Regions from separate parts of the Homo sapiens genome. Here region 2 is linked to region 1. The links are chromatin loops, found by intact Hi-C in ENCODE. Cell type or tissue: mucosa of descending colon. All regions are shown on one strand. Links, peaks and the distances in the headings refer to the core of each region. The heading gives the core; the rest is flanking DNA.

What was found. Hi-C counts contacts between places; a loop is a spot of excess contacts. Peaks named below come from ENCODE experiments on the same cell type or tissue, not always from the same donor. Only the 100,000 strongest peaks of a DNase experiment are listed, where the experiment ranks them.
Region 2: it touches region 1 in a loop (2.6-fold over the local background); 6 of 110 quality-filtered maps call a loop at or near these places.

The regions. Positions count from the first base shown.
Region 1 is chr15:89,780,290-89,790,803 of GRCh38, reverse strand. It overlaps ANPEP (alanyl aminopeptidase, membrane), which reads left to right. Exons shown (of 21, transcript NM_001150.3): 20 at 263-344; 21 at 5,303-5,909. The coding sequence ends at 5,455. Among named protein-coding and RNA genes, the nearest start is that of MESP2, 9.2 kb to the right of the region's middle. RefSeq lists enhancers at 5,755-6,417, 6,418-7,079, 7,080-7,742, 8,807-8,866. In mucosa of descending colon, for the core only: no CTCF peak of the experiment used is centred there; DNase peaks (open chromatin) are centred at 5,213, 5,653, 6,013 and 6,443.
Region 2 is chr15:89,846,605-89,857,118 of GRCh38, reverse strand. All of the region lies in intron 8 of ARPIN-AP3S2 (ARPIN-AP3S2 readthrough), which reads left to right. All of the region lies in intron 4 of AP3S2 (adaptor related protein complex 3 subunit sigma 2), which reads left to right. MIR5094 (microRNA 5094) reads left to right here and starts at 6,398; the gene lies at 6,398-6,482. RefSeq lists enhancers at 5,353-5,402, 7,714-8,913. In mucosa of descending colon, for the core only: no CTCF peak of the experiment used is centred there; a DNase peak (open chromatin) is centred at 4,311; H3K4me3 peaks cover 389 bases.

The DNA of each region.
Region 1 (10,514 bases), core at 4,678-7,177:
AGACAAGCTGGGGTATGGGCCGTCCCTTTTCCCATTTGGAAGGAAAACGTGGCGTGTGGGCGTATTCTCCAGAAGAGAGGGGAGTGAGGAACTCGGCAGTCAGACCTGTGTTCAAGCTGTGACTCCCCCACATCCTAGTGGGGTCTCCCAGGGCGTGTCATTTCATCTCCTCTATAATCATGGCTCCCTACCCAGTAGGTGTGAGGATGAGCCTCCTTAGTTCCCGGCCTCCCTCACAGTTCACCTCTCTCCCTCCCTGCAGTTATGGTGGTGGCTCGTTCTCCTTCTCCAACCTCATCCAGGCAGTGACACGACGATTCTCCACCGAGTATGAGCTGCAGCAGGTAAGAAGTCATTCCCCAGACCTGGGCTCTGCCTACTTCCTTCCCAGGCCAAAGGGGCACTCCATTCTTCTCCCACGTGGCCCTGAGGGAGCACAGGCTCCACGCCGCCAGGCCTTCCTCATTTACAGAGGAAGCCGAGTAGCCAGACTTTGGAAATGTTGATAATTCAATTTAAAAAATTCATCTTGGGATTTTTGTATAGGCACAAAAGGGAAGAGTGGTATAATGAACCTCCATGTACCCGTTACCCAGGTTCAACAATTATCAACATTTTGCCAGTACTTTTTCCGGGCGGGCAATTTTTAAGCAAATCACTGATCATGTAATTTTACCTCTAAATAATTTAGTCATATGAAAAATAAACGCATTCTTTTATTTTTTTTATTTTTTATTTTTTTTTTGAGATGGAGTCTTGCTCTGTCACCCAGGCTGGAGTGCAGTGGTGCGATCTGGGCTCACTGCAAGCTCCGCCTCCCGGGTTCACGTCATTCTCCTGCCTCAGCTTCCTGAGTAGCTGGGACTACAAGTGCCCGCCACCGCGCCTGGCTAATTTTTTTGTATTTTTAGTAGAGATGGGGTTTCACCATGGTCTCGATCTCCTGACCTCATGATCTGCCTGCCTCGGCCTCCCAAAGTGCTGGGATTACAGGCGTGAGCCACGGCGTCCAGCTTTTTTTTTTTTTTGAGACTGAGTCTCGCTCTGTCATGCAGGCTGGAGTGGTGCAGTGGTATGATCTCGGCTCACTGCAACCTCTGCCTCTGGGGTTCAATCAATTCTCCTGCCTCAGCTTCCCGAGTAGCTGGGATTACAGGCATGCGCCCCCACACCCGGCTAATTTTTGTATTTTTAGTAGAGACGAGGTTTCACCATGTTGGCCAGGCTGGTCTCGAACTCCTGACCTCAAGTGATCCACCCACCTCGGTCTCCCAAAGTGCTGAGATTACAGGTGTGAGCCACTGCGCCCAGCAATAAAGGGATTCTTAAAACATAATCACACTGTCCTTAGCAAACCCAGGAAAATGATTATCTTCTTACTATCATATACCCAAGGCATATTCAAATTTTCTAAGTTGTTTATAAAAGGTCTTTTTACAATTGATATATATGCTTGAATTAGAAGCTTGACAAAGTCAACTTGGATTAAGTTAGTTTGTCTTTTTTAAAAATTGAGATATAATTTGCTGGGCGTGGTGGCTCACACCTGTAGTCCCAGCACTTTAGGAGGCTAAGGTGGGTGGATCACCTGAGGTCGGGAGTTCCAGACCAGCGTGGCCAACATGGTGAAACCCTGTCTCTACTAAAAATACAAAAATTAGCTGGGTGTGGTGGGGGGTGCCTGTAGTCCCAGCTACTCGGGAGGCTGTGGCAGAATAATTGCCTGAATCCAGGAGGCGGAGGTTGCAGTGAACCAAGATTGTGCCACTGCACTCCAGCTTGGGCGACAGAGTGAGACTCTGTCTCAAAAAAAAAAAATTGATATATAATTCATGGACCATCAAACTCACCATTTTAAGTGGTTTTCAGTAAACTAACAAGGTAGGGTGGGTGGGGTGCTTCATGCCTGTAATCCCAGCACTTTGGGAGGCCAACGCAGGAGGATCCCTTGAACCCAGGAGTTTGAGACCAGCCTGGGCAATATCATAAGATCTCATCTCTAAATAAATAAATAAATAAATAAATAAATAAATAAATAAGCTGGGCATGGTGGTGCATACCTGTAGTCCTAGCTACTCAGGAGACTGAGGTGAGAGGATCGCTTGAACCAGGAAGGCAGAGGTTGCAGTGAGCGGAGGTGGTGCCACCGCATTCCAGCCTGGGTGACAGAGCAAGACCCTGTCTCAAAAAACCAAAACCAAACCAAACCAAACAAACAAACAGAAAAAAACCATGTGGTACAACCATCACTACTGTCTAATTCCAGAACATTTTTATTACGCCAAAAAAAAACCTTGTACTCATTAGCAGTCACTCCTTATTCCTACCTGGTCCCCTCAGCCCCTGGCAACCACTAATATACTTTCTGTCTCTATGGATTTATTACCTATTCTGGATGTTTCATAAAATGGAATCATATACACACAGCCTTTTTGTGTCTGTCTGCCTTCTTTCACTTAGTGTAATGTTTTCAAGATTCATGCATACGGTAGCAGGGATCATTCTTTTTTATGGCTGAATAATGGTCCATTACATGGATGTACCACATTTTGTTTTCAGCTCATCATTGATGGGCATTTGGGTTGTTTCAGTCTTCTGGCTGTGATGAATATCATGGACCTTCACGTGCAAATTTTGTACAAACATGTTTTAATTTATCTTGGGTATACACCTAGGAGCGGAATTGCTGGGTCATTTGGTTACTCTGTGTTTAACTTTTTGAGAAACTGACAAAATGTTTTCCAAAGCAACTGTACCATTGTCCATTCCTATTAGCAGTGTATCACATGAGGGTTCTAATTGCTCCATGTCTACACTTATCTCTCTTTCCCTCTTTTTTTAGTATAGTCATCTAGTGGGTAGGAAGTGGTATCATTATGGTTTTCAGTTATATCTCCCTAATGAGTAATGAATGACATGATGTTGAATATTTCATGTGCTTATTGGCCTTATACACATTTGTGTATCTTTGGAGAAATGGGTAAAACTGACTATTTTTCTTTTCGAGAGAGGGTCTTACTATGTTGCCTAGGTTGTCCTTAAATTCCTGGGCTCAAGCAACCCTCCCACTTCAGCCTTCTGAGTAGCTTGGATTACAGGCATGTGCCACTGTGCCCAGTCTTTTGCTATTTTAAAATTGGGTTGTCTTTTTATTGTAAGAGTTCTTTATATATTCTGAATATTAGACCCTTAATCAGAGATAGGGTTTGCAAGTATTTCTCCCATTCTATGGACTGTCTTTTCACTCACTTAATAGGTCTTTTGATACCCAAAATTTTAAATCTTGATGAAATCCTATTTATCTGTTTTTTTTCCCTTTGGTTGCTTATACTTTATGTATCATATCTAAGAAAGTATTGTCTAACCCAAGGTCATGAAGATTTATACCTATTTTTTTATTTCAAAAAAATTTTTCAAACCCACAAAAGACCTGACGATGTTTTTTCTAAGAGTTTTATTGGCCAGGCATGGCGGCTCACGCCTGTAATCCCAGCACTTTGGGAGGCCAAGGCAGGTGGATCATGAGGTCAGGAGTTCAAGACCAGCCTGGCCAAGATGGTGAAACCCCGTCCCTACTAAAAAATACGAAAATTAGCTGGATGCAGTGGCGGGCGCCTGTAATCCCAGCTACTCGGGAGGCTGAGGCAGGAGAATTGCTTGAACCCGGGAGGCGGAGTTTGCAGTGAGCTGAGATCGCACCACTGCACTCTAGCCTGGATGACAGAGCAAGACTCTGCCTCAAAAAAAAAAAAAAAAAAAAAAAGAGTTTTATTATGTTTTCACTCAAACGTAGGCATTTGATCTATTTTGACTTAATATTTGTATATGATATGAGGTTGGGGTCCAACTTCATTCCTTTTGCATGTGGATATCCGGTTGTCCAAGTCCCATTTGTTGAAAAGACTGTTCTTCTCCCACTGAATGGTCTTGGCAACCTAGTTGAAAATCAATTGACGGTAAATATAAGGGTTTGTTTTTGGATTCTCAATTCTATTTCATTCATCTATATTTGCATCCTTATGCCTGTACCATACTGTCCTGATTACTATAGTTTTGTAGTGAGTTTTAAAATTGGGAAGTGTGAGTCCTCCAATTTGCTTTTTTTTTTTTTGAGAAAGGGTCTCACTCTGTCACCCAGGCTGGAGTACAGTGGTGAGATCACAGCTCACTGCAGCCTCAACTTCCCAGGCTCAGGTGATCCCCCCACCTCAACCTCCTGAGTAGTTGGGACTATAGGCACATGCCACCATGCCCGGCTAATGTTCTGTATTTTTCTGCAGAGACAGGGTTTCACCATCTTGCCCAGGCTGGCCAACTGTGTTCTTTTTCAATATTGTTTTGGCTATTCTGGGTCCCTTGCAATTTCTTATGCATTTTAGGATCACTGATCAATTTCCGCAAAAAAAAAAAAAAAAAAGTAGTTAAAATTTTGATGGGATTGAATCTCTAGAGCAATATGGGGACTATTGCCATCTTAATGATGCTAAATCTTCCAGTCCATGGACACAGATTTATTTGGGTCTTTTTTCTTTTTACTTAGGTGTTCTTTAATTTCTTTCAAAAATGTTTTGTAGTTTTTGGCATTCCAGTCTTGCACTTATTTTGTCAAATTTATTCCTAAATATTTTATTCTTGTTGATGCTATCGTAAATGGAATTGTTTTCTTAATTTCATTTTCAGGTTTTTCATTGCTAATGTATGGGAATACAATTGATATTTGTGTATTGCTCTTGTATCCTGCAACCTTGCAGAAATCATTAGTTCTAATAGATTTTTTAATGGATTCCTTAAAATTTTTATGTATGCAAACATGTCATACACATAGTTTTACTTCTTCCTTTCTGGATTCCTTTCATTTCATTCTCTTGGCTGATTGCCTGGCTAGAACCTCCAGGACTGATAACTCTTCTAATTTGTAGGAGTATTTTTTTTTTAAACCCATTTATTTACTGAAGCAACTGGATCATTTGTGGTATAGAAATTTCCACATTTTAGATTTGGCTGGTTGCTTCATTAGCCCCTCTCTACTCTCTTGATTGGATTGATATTATAATAAAATATTACACCTGAAGGCCAGAATCTCCCTGAGCCAGGTTTTGCCTGGGATTGTCATTTTGCAACCTCTGTGTTCACAAGGACTTTGCCCGGGAGCAAGGTGGACGTCCTGCCTATCCCTGGAACAGGGTGTGGTCCCATCCATGGGGACTCTAAAGTGGGAGTGGAAAGCCAGAGGCCTGAGAGAGCTCCTCCTCAAGGCTGTTAGGGACCCAGCCGGACTGAGAATCTTTTGTTTTTCTGGCAGCTGGAGCAGTTCAAGAAGGACAACGAGGAAACAGGCTTCGGCTCAGGCACCCGGGCCCTGGAGCAAGCCCTGGAGAAGACGAAAGCCAACATCAAGTGGGTGAAGGAGAACAAGGAGGTGGTGCTCCAGTGGTTCACAGAAAACAGCAAATAGTCCCCAGCCCTTGAAGTCACCCGGCCCCCATGCAAGGTGCCCACATGTGTCCATCCCAGCGGCTGGTGCAGGGCCTCCATTCCTGGAGCCCGAGGCACCAGTGTCCTCCCCTCAAGGACAAAGTCTCCAGCCCACGTTCTCTCTGCCTGTGAGCCAGTCTAGTTCCTGATGACCCAGGCTGCCTGAGCACCTCCCAGCCCCTGCCCCTCATGCCAACCCCGCCCTAGGCCTGGCATGGCACCTGTCGCCCAGTGCCCTGGGGCTGATCTCAGGGAAGCCCAGCTCCAGGGCCAGATGAGCAGAAGCTCTCGATGGACAATGAACGGCCTTGCTGGGGGCCGCCCTGTACCCTCTTTCACCTTTCCCTAAAGACCCTAAATCTGAGGAATCAACAGGGCAGCAGATCTGTATATTTTTTTCTAAGAGAAAATGTAAATAAAGGATTTCTAGATGAGTGAGACTCATTACTAAACTAAAGCAGGAGTGGGTCAATACAGCAGCTGGGGAGGCCGGGTGGGGGAAGCTGGGTGCATGCGGAGCACCGTGGAGTCTGGGACCCCAGAGCACAGGAGGGGAGACGTGCCCAGCCTGCCGGCCCTTCCTGCAGGTGCCCTGCGCCTGTGCCTCCATGTCTGCCTGCAGGACTCCGGGCTCCTTTTCATGCTCTATTGACTGAGCTAGCTGGGTGGTTTGCAGGGCTCCTTTTATTCCTATTCTGATGGCAGCTGGAGCTGCTGGGTGGTGGGGAGCTGTGGACCCAGTGCTCCCGCAGTGAGTGGTGAGAGGGGCCCTGGCAGAGCGCAGGGAGTGCTCTCCAGGAAGCACCCTCCTTAACATGAGGCAAGGGTGCAGGGTGCTGGCCGTGCCCCTCTTCCTGCTCCACGGGAACACCTGGGATACCTGGGACAATGCGGGACAGGTCTGTGCAGTGAAGGCAGCAAGCACAGGGTCCCATACCTGGTGCCACCCTTCACTGGCCAAGGGCACGCCCCACCGTCTTCCGTGGTGGAAGGGTGGAGTGGGGTGTGGGTACCAATGCATAAAGAGGTTGTTTTCTAGAGCAGCACACAGGGATGGGCTGGGCTGAGGAGCAGGCAAACCATGGGGTGGGGACAGCTTTGCCAGGCTCATAAAGTGGGGGCTGTGCCCTCCACATCGCCTGGGGCAGAAGATGGTCAGGGCCAACTCTGAGAAGGCCTGGGACCAGCGCAGCTCCACGCACACATTGGCCCTGGTGAGCATTTCTTGACAAATGGAGCCCCACTGTGGCAGGCTCCCCTCAGCCTCTGCCCCGCAAGGCCCAGTTGAACATCCAAGGCTGAGAGGAGGGGGAGAAGGCGGGAACAGCCACAGGGGTCCTTAGGAGTCACCTCCAACAGACACCCACAGCCAGCTCCGCAGGCTGGAATCATGGAGTCCAGCAGGTCTGGTTTCAGTTTCTTAGACAAGGGACCCACATGCCCAAGCCTAGGTCTCATCTGCACAACGAGGCAGTGTCAGAGCTGTTGGGCTGGTGTGTGGATTGAAGGAGATACATGTACTTAGCAAATGGCCTGACGCATAAGGAGAGCTGGGTTTTATTATCACCCTTGGCCCTCTTCCCCCTTGTGAGAAGCAGGCAGGCCTGGGGCCAGGAAGGCCCCCCATCCCCCACCACCATCTGCACATCAAAGAGTAGGGTGAGCTAAGGGCGGAGGCCAGCCCGGATGATGGTGCTCTGTCCCTCCACCAGCCAGGAGGCTCCCTGGGCCGCCCCAGATTAAGCTCCGCCAGCCACTTTGGGCCAACCCTTCCTGTCGCCAGTACCCAGCGGCCGTGGCTGGCACTTGACCTTCTGGGGACCAGCTGTGGGAGGGGCCGGCCTCACCATCTTGAGTTTCTAATGGGCTCTAGGATCCCTGGACATTGCAGAGGAGAGAGCTGGCCTGCCAGGGAGAAGAGTTTATGCACATTATTTCATTTAGTTCTAAACCGTACCATGAGATAAGGAATATCTTTATGTCAGCTTTACAGATAAGGAAACTGCAGGGCAAGGAGATGAAGTCACAACTCAGTAGAACTGAACTGGAACCACTGTCTGGCTTTACTCCCTGCACAGAAGTGGAAGCCAGTTCTCCATCTGGAGCTGGGGTGGAGTGCGTGACGTCTATACTGCCATGCTTGTGCCGTTACTGGAAAGAGGTCTCGATCCTTGGAGCCCATGCAAGAAAGAATTCAGGGCAAGTCCATAAAATGAAAGCAAGTTATTAAGAAAGGAAAGGAATCAAAGAATGGCTACTACACAGGCAGGGCAGCAGCATGGGCTGCTCAACTGAGTAAACTTAAGAGCTATTTCTTGATTTTTTTTTTCTTTTTTTTTTGAGACGGAGTTTCATTCTTGTTGCCCAGGCTGGAGTGCAATGGTGCGATCTTGGCTCACCACAACCTCCGCCTCCTGGGTTCAAGCGATTCTCCTGCCTCAGCTTCCCAAGTAGCTGGGATTACAGGCATGCACCACCATGCCCGGCTAATTTTGTATTTTTATTAGAGATGGGGTTTCTCGACCCCAGGAGATCCGCCCACCTCAGCCTCTCAAAGTGCTGGGATCATAGGCGTGAGCCACCGCGCCCAGCCTTATTTCTTGATTATATGCTAAACAAGGGGTGGATTATTCATGAGTTTTTTGGGAAAGAAGTGGGGATTTCCCAGAACTGAGGGTTTCTCCCTTTTTTAGACCATACAGGGTAACTTCTGCATATTGCTGTGGCATTTGTGAACGGTCATACGCTGGTGGGAGTGTCTGTTAGCAGCTAAGGTATTATAATCAGCGCATAATGAGCAGTGAGGATGACCAAAGGTCACTTTTGTCACCATCTTGGTTTTGGCGGGTTTTGGCTGGTTTCTTTACTGCATGCTGTTTTATCAGCAAGGTCTTTGTGACCTGTATCTTATGCCGATCTCCTGTCTCATCCTGTGACTAAGAATGCCTAACCTCCTGGGAATGCAGCCCAGCAGGTCTCAGCCTCATTTTGCCTAGCCCCTATTCAAGATGGAATCGCTCTGGTTCAAACACCTCTGACGATGCCACCTGGCAGTGTACAATGCTGGCACTCATCAGGACCTCCATGGCTGATCCTGGAATGCAGTGAGGATACACAGAGCCAGAGGAATGCCTGCAGAGCCTTGGTCAAGGTCAAAGAGCAGGAACCAACTAGAACTCTGGCGGCTGATTCCCTGCCCAGCGCTCTTGCCTGCCCTCAGCACTCAAGTCCAGCAGGAATGGAAGGTGCTGAGGCTCTGTAGGCAGCAGCCTTGGTGGCTCCTCTGACTCAGCCTTTCGAGACTGTGGAGTCAGCATAGCTAACGCAATCTTTCATTTTCTTTTTCCTTTTTTTGTTTTGTTTTTTTTTTTTTTTGGAGACAGAGTCTCACTCTATCGCCTAGGCTTGCAGTGGCACGATCTCGCTCACCGCAACCTCCACCTCCTGGGCTCAAGCGATTTTCCTGCCTCAGCCTCTTGAGTAGCTGGGATTACAGGCGCTCACTACCACGCCAGGCTAATTTTTTGTATTTTTAGTAGAGACGGGGTTTCACCATGCTGGCCGGGCTGGTCTCAAATTCCTGACCTCAAGTGATCACCCCACCTTGGCATCCCAAAGTGCTGGGATTACAGGCGTGAGCCACCATGCCTGGCCTCAGTACTCATTTTATTGAGCACTTACTATGTGCCAAGTATTAAAACCCTGAGAGGTAGGTCTATTATTGTCTCCACTTCACAGTTGAAGAAACTGAGGCTCAGGGAGGTTCCAAAGCTTATCTGTCAGTCTCACTTGGTTACACAGCAAGTAAGAGCCGAGTAGAATGCGCAACCTGGGCCCCAATGCTGTGTGTCTACTCTAACCTTGCCTGGATTTTTCTCATCCTTCCAGCTGTGGCTGACAGCCCCTCGGGACAGCAGGGCCCTAAGGGCAGAACCAGAGCACTTCTGGAAGGTTAGAGGAAGAAGGTACCTCAGCACCACCCAAGATAGTTCCTCCTTTAGGAACTGTGAAAACTGAAGCTCAGAAAGAGTGACTTGCCTGATGCCACAGGGCGTGTCAGAGGCAACGGGCAACCTTGCAGGATGAGAGGGGAAAGCCCCACACGCCAAGAGCTCAAGCCCAGGAAATCAGGCAGCTCATGCTCTGTGCTGCCTCTCCCTTTCTCTCAAGCTGGACTGTTGCAGTGGCCTCCTGCCTGGTTCCATTTCTATGAAGCGGCCGAAGGGACTGAGAGCAGACTTCTTACCAGCTCACCCCCAACTCCCAACCCTCAGTGCTGCCCATCATTCGGGAAACGGAGGCCAAAACCTCATCACCCACCACGTGGAACTCCCCACAAACTTGCCTCCAAGCCCCTTTCCGGCTCTGTTTGCCACTTTTCTCTGTCATCTCTAGACACTAGACGCTTCTGTTTCGACTTGGCTCATGCTGTTGCTCCTGCCTGGACCTCTCTTCCCTCACTCCTCTTGATAAACTCCTGCATATCCTTCAACACCCAGCTCCAAGGTCACCTCTTCTGCACTCTCTCCTCCCTGAGTCAGCAGATACAGAAGGAAGTTACCACCACTGCTGGCTCCCATGCCCACGGGAGCCTTTGCTAATAGATCTTGGCATCCTTTTCCCAAGATCCTGGCAGTGCCTCTTACTCTTAAGACACCGCAATCAAGGCAGCAGGACTAAGGAATCAGGTAACTCAAGAATGAGATGGTACTGCCAACCTCGCCTCCCACCAGGTTACCGCATCCTGGTCCCTAAGCACCTCACACAAACCCCCATCCTTGTGTTTAGGACCTGGGCTCTGATCATTTATTTCCCTGTAATTCACATTAGTTGGGGAATATTTTCTCTCTGGCACCTAACACATGGTGTTATGGGCTGAATTATGTCCCCATAAAATTCCTGTATGGCTGAGCGCAGTGGCTCATGCCTGTAATAGCAGCACTTTGGGAGGCTGAGGCGGCTGAACTGTGTTCCCATAAAATTCCTATGTCTGGCTGGGCGTGGTGGCTCACGCCTGTAATCCCAGCACTTTGGGACGC
Region 2 (10,514 bases), core at 3,251-5,750, 68 kb before region 1:
TTTCTCTAAACTTCGGTATTGTAGTTCTCCAAACTGTTTGTCTTCTTGCTCATGCTCTCAAGTTTTTAATTCTAACTGTTTCTAGTAGATTGTAAACGCCTTTGGAATAGTGTCAGTATGTAATACTTTGTTGGTTATCCAAACAATACAGGACAGTCAGAGTTGATTAGTTGATGTGAAATAGATATGTGTCCCAATTTTGTGGGTTTCTTTTTCTTTTCTTTTCTTTTCTTTTTTTTTTTTTTTAAGACAGAGTCTTACTCTGTTGCCCAGGCTGGAGTGCAGTGGCATGATCTTGGCTCACTGTAACCTCTGCCTCCCGGGTTTAAGCAATTCTCATGCCTCAGCCTCCTGAGTAGCTGGGACTACAGGTGCGCACCACCACGCCCAGCGAATATTTTTTTTTTTTTTTTTTTTGAGATGGAGTCTCACTCTGTCATCCAGGCTGGAGTGCAGTGGTGTGATCTTGGCTCACTGCAATCTCTGCCTCCTGGATTCAAGCAATTCTCCTGCCTCAGCCTTCCGAGTAGCTGGGATTACAGGTGCGCACCACCATGCCTGGCTAATTTTTTGTATTTTTTTAGTAGAGACGGGGTTGCACCATCTTGGCCAGGCTAGTCTTGAACTTCTGACCTCATGCTCTGTCCACCTCGGCCTCCCAAAGTGCTGGGATTACAGGCGTGAGCCACCACGCCCAGCCCTAATTTTTGTATTTTTTAGTAGAGACAGGGTTTCGCCATGTTGGCCAACCTGGTCTCAAATTCCTGACCTCGAGTGATCCATCCTCCTCAGCCTCCCAAAGTGCTAGGATTACAGGCGTGAGCCACTGCACCCAGCCAAGGCCCATTTTTTAAAACCAAATTCTAATTAGACCTTGCCTTTGAAGGTTATGACTTGTGCATACTGGCTAGTTTCGGGGTGGGCTCACTTTTCACTTTGCCTTTGCTCCCTTGGGAGATAACCTCTGGGTGCACTCAGGAGGAACTAGGAACCCTGTGTTCCTCAAGTGGGATTCTGCATGAATTGCCTTTGTGGGCTTCTGACTCTACCAGATTCTAACTGTGTAATTTATGCAACCCTCTTAAAGACCTCTTTGTGCCTCAGTTTTCTTCAGTTGTAAAACAGGGATGATATCACATTTCATTGATTCTTTTTTTTTTTTTTTTTTTTTTTAAAGGACATATCATATTTATTCATACACATGCTGGAATTATTGGTGCAGACATTTAAATACATTTTCTTTGAGAAAGTCCTTTTTTTTTTTTTTTCTGATGGAGTTTCCCTCTTGTTGCCCAGGCTGGAGTGCAATGGTGCAATCTCAGCTCACAACAACCTCTGCCTCCTGGGTTCAAGCAATTCTCCTGCCTCAGCCTCCCAAGTAGCTGGGATTACAGGCATGCACCACCACGCCCAGCTAATTTTTTTTATTTTTAGTAGAGACGGGGTTTCTCCGTGTTGGTCAGGCTGGTCTTGAACTCCTGATCTCAGGTGATCTGCCCGCCTTGGCCTGCCACAGTGCTGGGATTACAGTCGTGAGCCACCACAGCTGGCCTGGGAAAGTCCATTCTTTTTTTTTTTTTTTAATTTATTCTTTTATTGATAATTCTTGGGTGTTTCTCACAGAGGGGGATTTGGCAGGGTCATGGGACAATAGTGGAGGGAAGGTCAGCAGATAAACAAGTGAACAAAGGTCTCTGGTTTTCCTAGGCAGAGGACCCTGTGGCCTTCCGCAGTGTTTGTGTCCCTGATTACTTGAGATTAGGGATTGGTGATGACTCTTAACGCGCATGCTGCCTTCAAGCATCTGTTTAACAAAGCACATCTTGCACCGCCCTTAATCCATTTAACCCTGAGTGGACACAGCACATGTTTCAGAGAGCACAGGGTTGGGGGTAAGGTCACAGATCAACAGGATCCCAAGGCAGAGGAATTTTTCTTAGTGCAGAACAAAATGAAAAGTCTCCCATGTCTACTTCTTTCTACACAGACACGGCAACCATCCGATTTCTCAATCTTTTCCCCACCTTTCCCGCCTTTCTGTTCCACAAAGCCGTCATTGTCATCCTGGCCCGTTCTCAATGAGCTGTTGGGCACACCTCCCAGACGGGGTGGTGGCCGGGCAGAGGGGCTCCTCACTTCCCAGTAGGGGCGGCCGGGCAGAGGTGCCCCTCACCTCCCGGACGGGGCGGCTGGCCGGGCAGGGGGGCCAACCCCCCCCCCCCCCACCTCCCTCCCGGACGGGGCGGCTGGCCGGGCGGGGGGCCGACCCCCCCACCTCCCTCCCGGACGGGGCGGCTGGCCGGGCGGGGGGCCGACCCCCCCACCTCCCTCCCGGACGGGGCGGCTGGCCGGGCGGGGGGCCGACCCCCCCACCTCCCTCCCGGACGGGGCGGCTGGCCGGGCGGGGGGCCGACCCCCCCACCTCCCTCCCGGACGGGGCGGCTGGCCGGGCAGAGGGGCTCCTCACTTCCCAGTAGGGGCGGCCGGGCAGAGGCGCCCCTCACCTCCCGGACAGGGCGGCTGGCTGGGCGGGGGTGCTGACCCCCCCCACCTCCCTCCCGGACGGGGCGGCTGGCCGGGCGGGGGGCTGACCCCCCCCACCTCCCTCCCGGACGGGGCGGCTGGCCGGGCAGAGGGGCTCCTCACTTCCCAGTAGGGGCGGCTGGGCAGAGGCGCCCCTCACCTCCCGGACGGGGCGGCTGGCCGGGCGGAGGGCTGACCCCCCCACCTCCCTCCCGGACGGGGCGGCTGGCCAGGCGGGGGGCTGACCCCCCTACCTCCCTCCCGGACGGGGCGGCTGGCCGGGTGGGGGGGCTGACCCCCCCATCTCCCTCCCGGACGGGGTGGCTGGCCGGGCTGAGGGTCTCCTCACTTCCCAGTAGGGCGGCCGGGCAGAGGCGCCCCTCACCTCCCGGACGGGGCGGCTGGCCGGGCGGGGGGCTGACCCCCCCACCTCCCTCCCGGACGGCATGGCTGGCCAGGCGGGGGGCTGACCCCCCCACCTCCCTCCCGGATGGCACGGCTGGCCGGGCGGGGGGGCTGACCCCCCACCTCCCTCCCGGATGGGGCGGCTGGCCGGGCGGGGGGCTGACCCCCCCCCCACGTCCCTCCCGGACGGGGTGGCTGCCGGGCGGAGACGCTCCTCACTTCCCAGATGGGGTGGCTGCCGGGCGGAGAGGCTCCTCACTTCTCAGACGGGGCAGCTGCCGGGCGGAGGGGCTCCTCACTTCTCAGACGGGGTGGTTGCCAGGCAGAGGGTCTCCTCACTTCTCAGACGGGGCGGCCGGGCAGAGACGCTCCTCACCTCCCAGACGGGGTCTCGGCCGGGCAGAGGCGCTCCTCACATCCCAGATGGGGCAGCGGGGCAGAGGCGCTCCCCACATCTCAGACGATGGGCGGCCGGGCAGAGACGCTCCTCACTTCCTAGATGTGATGGCGGCTGGGAAGAGGCGCTCCTCACTTCCTAGATGGGATGGCGGCCGGGCGGAGACGCTCCTCACTTTCCAGACTGGGCAGCCAGGCAGAGGGGCTCCTCACATCCCAGACGATGGGCGGCCAGGCAGAGACACTCCTCACTTCCCAGACGGGGTGGCAGCCCTCATTGATTCTTTAGACTCACTTTTTGGGTACCATTTATAATTTTAACATCTCAAATCAAGATTTTTCTTATAATCAATGGTATGTCATTTTTCTTTTGTAGTAGCACATAAAAATAGTATGTTTTACAATCAGTGAAGTCTTAGATTTGATATAATACAGTAATATCCACCATTCAATTATTTGAGGATCGGAATTAGTGAATAATTGCTTAGTTCAATAAATGGTGAATTTGTCTTTATTTTTACTTTTTTCCTACTAGTCTCTCTGCCTCCTATATTGTGCCTTAAGACTATCCTTTACACACCTTCCTAATGATATATTTAAAAATGTATTTTTTACTAACTCCCTTGCTGATGTATACCCCCAGCTGCAGTGATTCTTAAGGAGAAGGACATGCCTCACTCCCCTCCACCACCTTCCTCAAAACCTTATGATAGTTCAGTGACACTGAGTGATTGAGGGAAGTGTGTTATTTAAGTGAATTTTCATGAATTTTTTTTTAAGTTGGGGACCACTGCCAAAAGGGTGAAGCTGCAGCCCCTTCTTATGTACAAAGACCTCCATGAGCATGCCCAGCCTGCCTGTCTAGCCTCACCTCTTGCTTTGAACTTTACACTCCAGTGATACTGAACTATTTTTGTAACTTGTGTTTAGGGATGTTACAGCTTTGGAAGTCTTTGAGCCAGCATGTAAAGGGCGAGCAGGTGGACTGGGGCACAGGGCTGTTCCATGGGCAGTGATTTAGAAGGAGCAGGAACTGTGGGGATGGAGATGGTCTCCTTAGAAACAGTTTTATGGGATCTAGGTGTGGCATTTGGACTTTTTTTCTTTTTTTGTTTTATGGCCAAATTGTGCTTCACTTATCTGCCTGCCTATGTGGTTGCCTTAGGCAGAGTGATAGAATCCCAGGGTAGAGGGCAGGGACTTACTCTGTGTTGCTCCAGAAGACACAGGTAGGATCGGGGGTGGAAATTATTTGATGCTTGTTGTAGCTCAGTACAGTTAAAAACTCTCTGACAGTTGTTGCTGCTCAACAGCCCACTGAGCAGCTTGGAAACAGTAGTGAGCTCTCTTCATGGAGGCGAAGGATCTGTCACCAGAGTGAAGGATCTATACTGTTGCAGGAGCCAAAGAACAGAATCCTGCACTGGGAAAGAGGTTGGTCAAGATGACTTTGATTATAACTACCAAATTAACCAACATCCGAGTACTTACTAAGAACTAGGCACGTAATAGATAGCTAAGTGCTTTATATACAGTGTCTCATTTATTTCCTACATCATCTTTTTTAATCTTTAGAATAAGCCTGGCAGCTAAGAACTCTGGTTCTCCCCATTTTACAGATGAAGAAACTGAGGTTTATTGGTAGGAAGCCTCAGTTTCTCTAAGGTCACACAGCTGGTAAGTGATAGAGCCACATTCAGATCCTGGACTCTGATTATGGACCCGCTCCCTCTACACTCTGCAATGCTGCCTGTAGTATTCCCGCCTGCTTTGACATCCTAAATGTGGGGAAATGTGTTTGTGTCATGTTTTCTTAGCAGATAAGCAACCAAGGAAGGATGAAATTCAAAAGGACAAGGTCTGGATCTTTTTCTGTACTTAGCACTGTGCTTGGCATTTGGGATCAGCAGTGCAAACAGGTAGTAGCCAAAGGAGGATGAAACACTGGGTTAGAAAGAAAAAGTCCTGCTAGAACATTAAAAAAAAAAAAAATGATTTCACGGAGAACCCTGACTCATAATAGGAACTGGTTTTTTTAAAAAAGGAAGTAATAATATGTAGTGAGTATACTTTACTGCAGTCAACTATATATATTCAAAGAGCATAAAATATGAAGCCAGTGAGTGAGTGATCCTTTTATTAATTAAAAAAGAAGTTGAGTTGGGCGCGGTGGCTCATGCCTGTAATCCCAGCACTTTGGGAGGCCGAGTTGGGCAGATCACAAGGTCAGGAGTTCAAGATCAGCCTGGCCAACATAGTGAAACCCTATCTCTACTAAAAATAGAAAAATTAGCCAGGCGTGGTGGCACATGCCTGTAATCATAGTTACTCAGGAGGCTGAGGCAGGAGAATTGCTTGAACGCAGGAGGCGGAGGTTGCAGTGAGCTGAGATCGCACCACTGCACTCCAGCCTGGGGGACAGAGCAAGACTCTGTCTCAAAAAAAAAAAAAGAAGATGAATTAGTAGAGCATGAAGAATAATGAATGAGTTGCTAGGTAATTTGCCATTCCCTCTGCCTGGATGCCTTTTCCTCCAATTGCCAGTTAGTTTTAAGGCCACCCTTCTCTGAAATAACATAGTACTTTGTACTTGGGTCATGGTATTTATCACAGACTTCCTTTTATTATAGTTAATTCTGTACATGTTTAATCTTTCTTACTTGATTCTAAGCTCTTTAAGGACAGGGTCCACATCTTATCTTCATTTCCTTCTTCCAGCTCTTAACAATCTGTGATGTTAAGCATATTTGAAAATAGACATTGTTAGAGATTATGTTCTTTTAGTGAAAAATCGGCCAGGTGCTGTAATCCCAGCACTCTGGGAGGTTGAAACAGAAGGATTGCTTGAGCCCAGGAGTTTGAGATCAGCCTGGGTAACATGGTGAAACCCTGTCTCTACAAAAAATACAAAAATTAGCTGGGTGTGGTGATGCAGGTCTGTGGTCCCAGCTACTCTGGAGGCTGAGGTGGGATCACTTGAGCCTGGGAGGCCATGGCTGCAGTGAGCCATGATCACGCCTCTGCTCTGCAGCTTGAGTGATAGTGACAGAGCAAGACCCTGTCTCAAAAAAAAAAAAGAAAAAAATCAGTGAATGCCTTGAACCTAACACACTGCCTTTTATGTGGTAGGTACAGTGGGCTCACTGAAACATTCAACTTGTTCAACTCTATCCATTTGTCCAAAAACAAAAAGGAAATGAAAAATTCTAAATACAGTACGAATATGCCCTCAATTCTACTTAATTAGTATATGTCTGGAATGAGTGTGACATGGAAGATTTGAATCTGCTCTTCTTTGCCTCTGCTCTCATGTGCCTGTGCTCATGTGTATCGTAGAGTGCTTAGAGTGATTCTAATGCTTAAAACAAATTTTCAATCTCTGTGGCCCCTAAACCAGCCAGCCGTTTCATCTGATGTGTAAGACAAGGCTCCACTGGATTCATTCATTGCCCACTGAAACAATGTATGATCCTGTGAGTGAAAGAGAGAAAGAAATCAATGGCTAGGGATTGAATGTCTTGTGGAATTTTATGACAAGAAGACATCTAGGGAAAACCATGGAAATGTCCAGTCTGAAGATCAAACAGTTCATAAAAGTGATTCAGAAGACACTAAGAGCAGGTGAAAGGGAAAAACAGAACTTTACAAAGCAAAGTTGCTTTCTTGGCTTGCTTTCTTCAGAGCTGCTTAGGACCAGACAGCTCTATGTGCCTGAGAGTTCCTGAAGGAATCTTAGCATTAAAATACAATTTACCATGAAATACTATGCAGCCATAAAAAAAGGATGAGTTCATGTCCTTTGCAGGGACATGGATAAAGCTGGAAACCACCATTCTCAGCAAACTAACACAAGAACAGAAAACCAAACACGACATGTTTTCACTCATAAATGGCAGTTGAACAATGAGAACACATGGGCACAGGGAGGGGACCATCACACAACAGCACCTCTCGGGGGTAGGGGGCTAGGAGAAGGGTAGCATTAGGAGAAATACCTAATGTAGATGACCAGTTGATGGGTGCAACAAACCACCATGGCACGTGTATAGCTATGTAAAAACCTGCATGTTCTGCACATGTACCCCAGAACTTAAAGTATAATTTTTTTTTAAAAAAGTACAATTCATAGGCTGGGCGCAGTGGCTCATGCCTGTAATCCCAGCACTTTGGGAGGCCAAGGTGGGCAGATCACTAGGTCAGGAGATCGAGACCATCCTGGCTAACATAGTGAAACCCCCGTCTCTACTAAAAATACAAAAAATTAGCCGGGCGTGGTGGTGGGCGCCTGTAGTTCCAGCTACCCAGGAATCTGAGGCAAGAGAATCACTTGGACCTGGGAGGTGGAGGTTGCAGTAAGCCTAGATCGTGCCACTGCACTCCAGCCTGAGCGACAGAGTGAGACTCCATCTAAAGAAAAAAAAATACAATTCATTACTTAGATATTAACAATGAGCTGCAAAAAAAGCACTCCCCCCAAAAAAAGCCCAATTACATTTAGAATATTCTTTTTTAGAAGTCATGGGAGTGTGTAATACGCTTTTAAAGTTTTCTGTTAAAATGATTTAATGGTGATTTAATGTCTCTTTCATGCATATTGTTTTGTCTCCCTAGCTAGAAGTCAACTTTTCAATGAAGTCAAGTATGCCTGGTACTTGTTAATGTGTTCCATGTTGTTCACTGTAGTTACACCTACATAGACATCCAGCCAACAGTCATTGAGTCTAATTACCATATGTTCATTTTTAGGTAAAAGAGATGCAAGGGAATGAGGATAGTCAGTCCTTTGCTTGTCTTAAAACACCGATAAAACATTGGACTTTGGAATGAAAGTACGAGTAAGAGAGAAAAAGGCATATGTACCAGGTCCTCAATACTACTCATAAAGATATCTTCTTCCTCTTTTCATTTCTTTCTAAAATGTATAATATGGGAACTAGAGTCTGACTCTGGGCCAAGATGACTCTCAGATGATTTTCTCTTCCCGTCAGTGCTGAGTCACCTCAGAGCGTCGTTACCCTTTGGCTCATTAATAGCCACCATGCCCCCAAGTATAGACAAGAAAATGATGCATTTCCCATCTCTCAACAATCTCTTCCCTACTTATTTTCTGAAGCCCTTTCCTAGGAATTAATGAAACCAGCTATGCCACGAAGGAGTAGAAAAAGCTATCAGCCTGGGAGGCCAAGGCAGGCGGATCACAAGGTCAGGAGATCGAGACCATCCTGGCTAACACGGTGAAACCCTGTCTCTACTAAAAATACAAAAAATTAGCCAGGTGTGGTGGCGGGTGCCTGTAGTCCCAGCTACTCCGGAGGTTGAGGCAGGAGAATGGCATGAACCTGGGAGGCGGAGCCTGCAGTGAGCCAAGATCACGCCACTGCACTCCAGCCTGGGCGACAGAGCGAGACTCTGTATCAAATAAAAAGAAAAAGCTATCAGCACTCAGCTTTTTATATAGTAGACTAGAGTCTTGTCAGTGATTAACAATTCTTTTTCAAAACTTGAGTGTTGCAGTATTGGCATCCTCATGTTTTAATACAAGCACTGTGACCATGCTCTTTTATATTTGATTAGTGTTTTTGTCTTCTATGTATAACACAGTTATTTTGAGAAAGACTCCACAGTAGGAATGTGAGCCTCTGTCTTTTGTAGCACAACAGGCATTTGCCCTACAGTGCAAGGGACCTGGAGAGGGATTGATCTAGATTAGAGGTTTCTATGGATTCGATTAAGCTTGGGATGTGGCATGCATTAACATGCTGCTAGTGTCTCAAAAGATTTTACTTATCCTCTCTGCCTGTGAAATTTTCGGTTAGATGGAATCCTGCCATCCCAATACAGAACTGCATTTTATTATAGAAACAGTATTGTTCATATTAGGTGTAGTGGCAGGGGTGCTCTCTGGTACCACATTTTGGGTAGCTTTATGGATTTAAGTCTGCTTTCATGAGCTGCTAGCCTTGAAAATCTTACTTATTACCTTTATAGAAAAATGCATTGTAAATTTAAATACTTAAACATTTGGAACATGACCAATTTAAGGTTTGGAGACTGTGTTTTTACTAGAGTAAAAGGTAATTTAAATACCTTGCTTATGCCTTCTTGTTTATTATCTTCAGGTACCAGATCAGTCTGTTTTTAAGTGATCTCTGTTGACATGGGATTAGATTCAGAACTTTCTTTGATTTCAGTGAGAAACAACCAGGGATGGAACCCTTGAAGAGCATGGAATCCTCTGTCCTTCCGGAGGGTTGTTGCAACTGACTTGTCCCCACCCCTAGTAGTTCTAGAGCTAGGTTCCTGAGGCACATCTGTATCCTTGAAGAAACACTTTTATTTTTCTTCTTAGATTCAATTCTGATATGAAACTAGCAGACTCATTTTAATCTACTTTTTTTTTTTTTTTTTTTTTTTTTTTTGTAACAGGGTCTCGCCCTGTCTCCCAGGCTGGAGTGCAGTGGTGCAATCACTGAAGTCTTGACTTCCAGGCTCAAGTGATCCTCTTACCTCAGCCTACCGAGTAGCTGGAACTACAGGCTTGTGCCACTATGCCCAGCTAGTTTTTAAACTTTTTTTTTTTAGAGAGACAGAGGTCTCACTATGTTGCCCAGGCTGGTCTTGAACTCCTGGGCTCAAGCAATCCTCCTTCCTAGGCCTCCCAAAATGCTGGGAATACAGGCATGAGCTGCTATGCCTGGTCTTAATCTACTTTTGTCTGCAGAGGTTAACTTTGTGTTGCAGACAGTAAGTAGGTCCAGTTATAGAAGCAAGTACCTTCAAGGGATGGAGGATGAGGTGATAGCATCCTAGAAAAGAAAAAATGAGGCCAGGCGAGGTGGCTCACACCTGTAATCCCAGCACTTTGGGAGGCTGAGGTGGGCGGATCACCTGAGATCAGGAGTTTGAGACCAGCCTGGCCAACATGGTGAGACCCCATTTCTACCAAAAAATACAAAAATTAGCCAGGTGTGCTGGGCGCAGTTGCTCATACCTGTAATCCCAGCACTTTGGGAGGCCGAGGCAGGCGGATCACAAGGTCAGGAGATCGAGACCATCCTGGCTAACACAGTGAAACCCTGTCTCTACTAAAAATACAAAAAATTAGCTGGGTGTGGTGGCACACGCCTGTAGTCCCAGCTACTCGGGAGGCTGAGGCAGGAGAATTGCTTGAACCCGGGAGGCGGATGTTG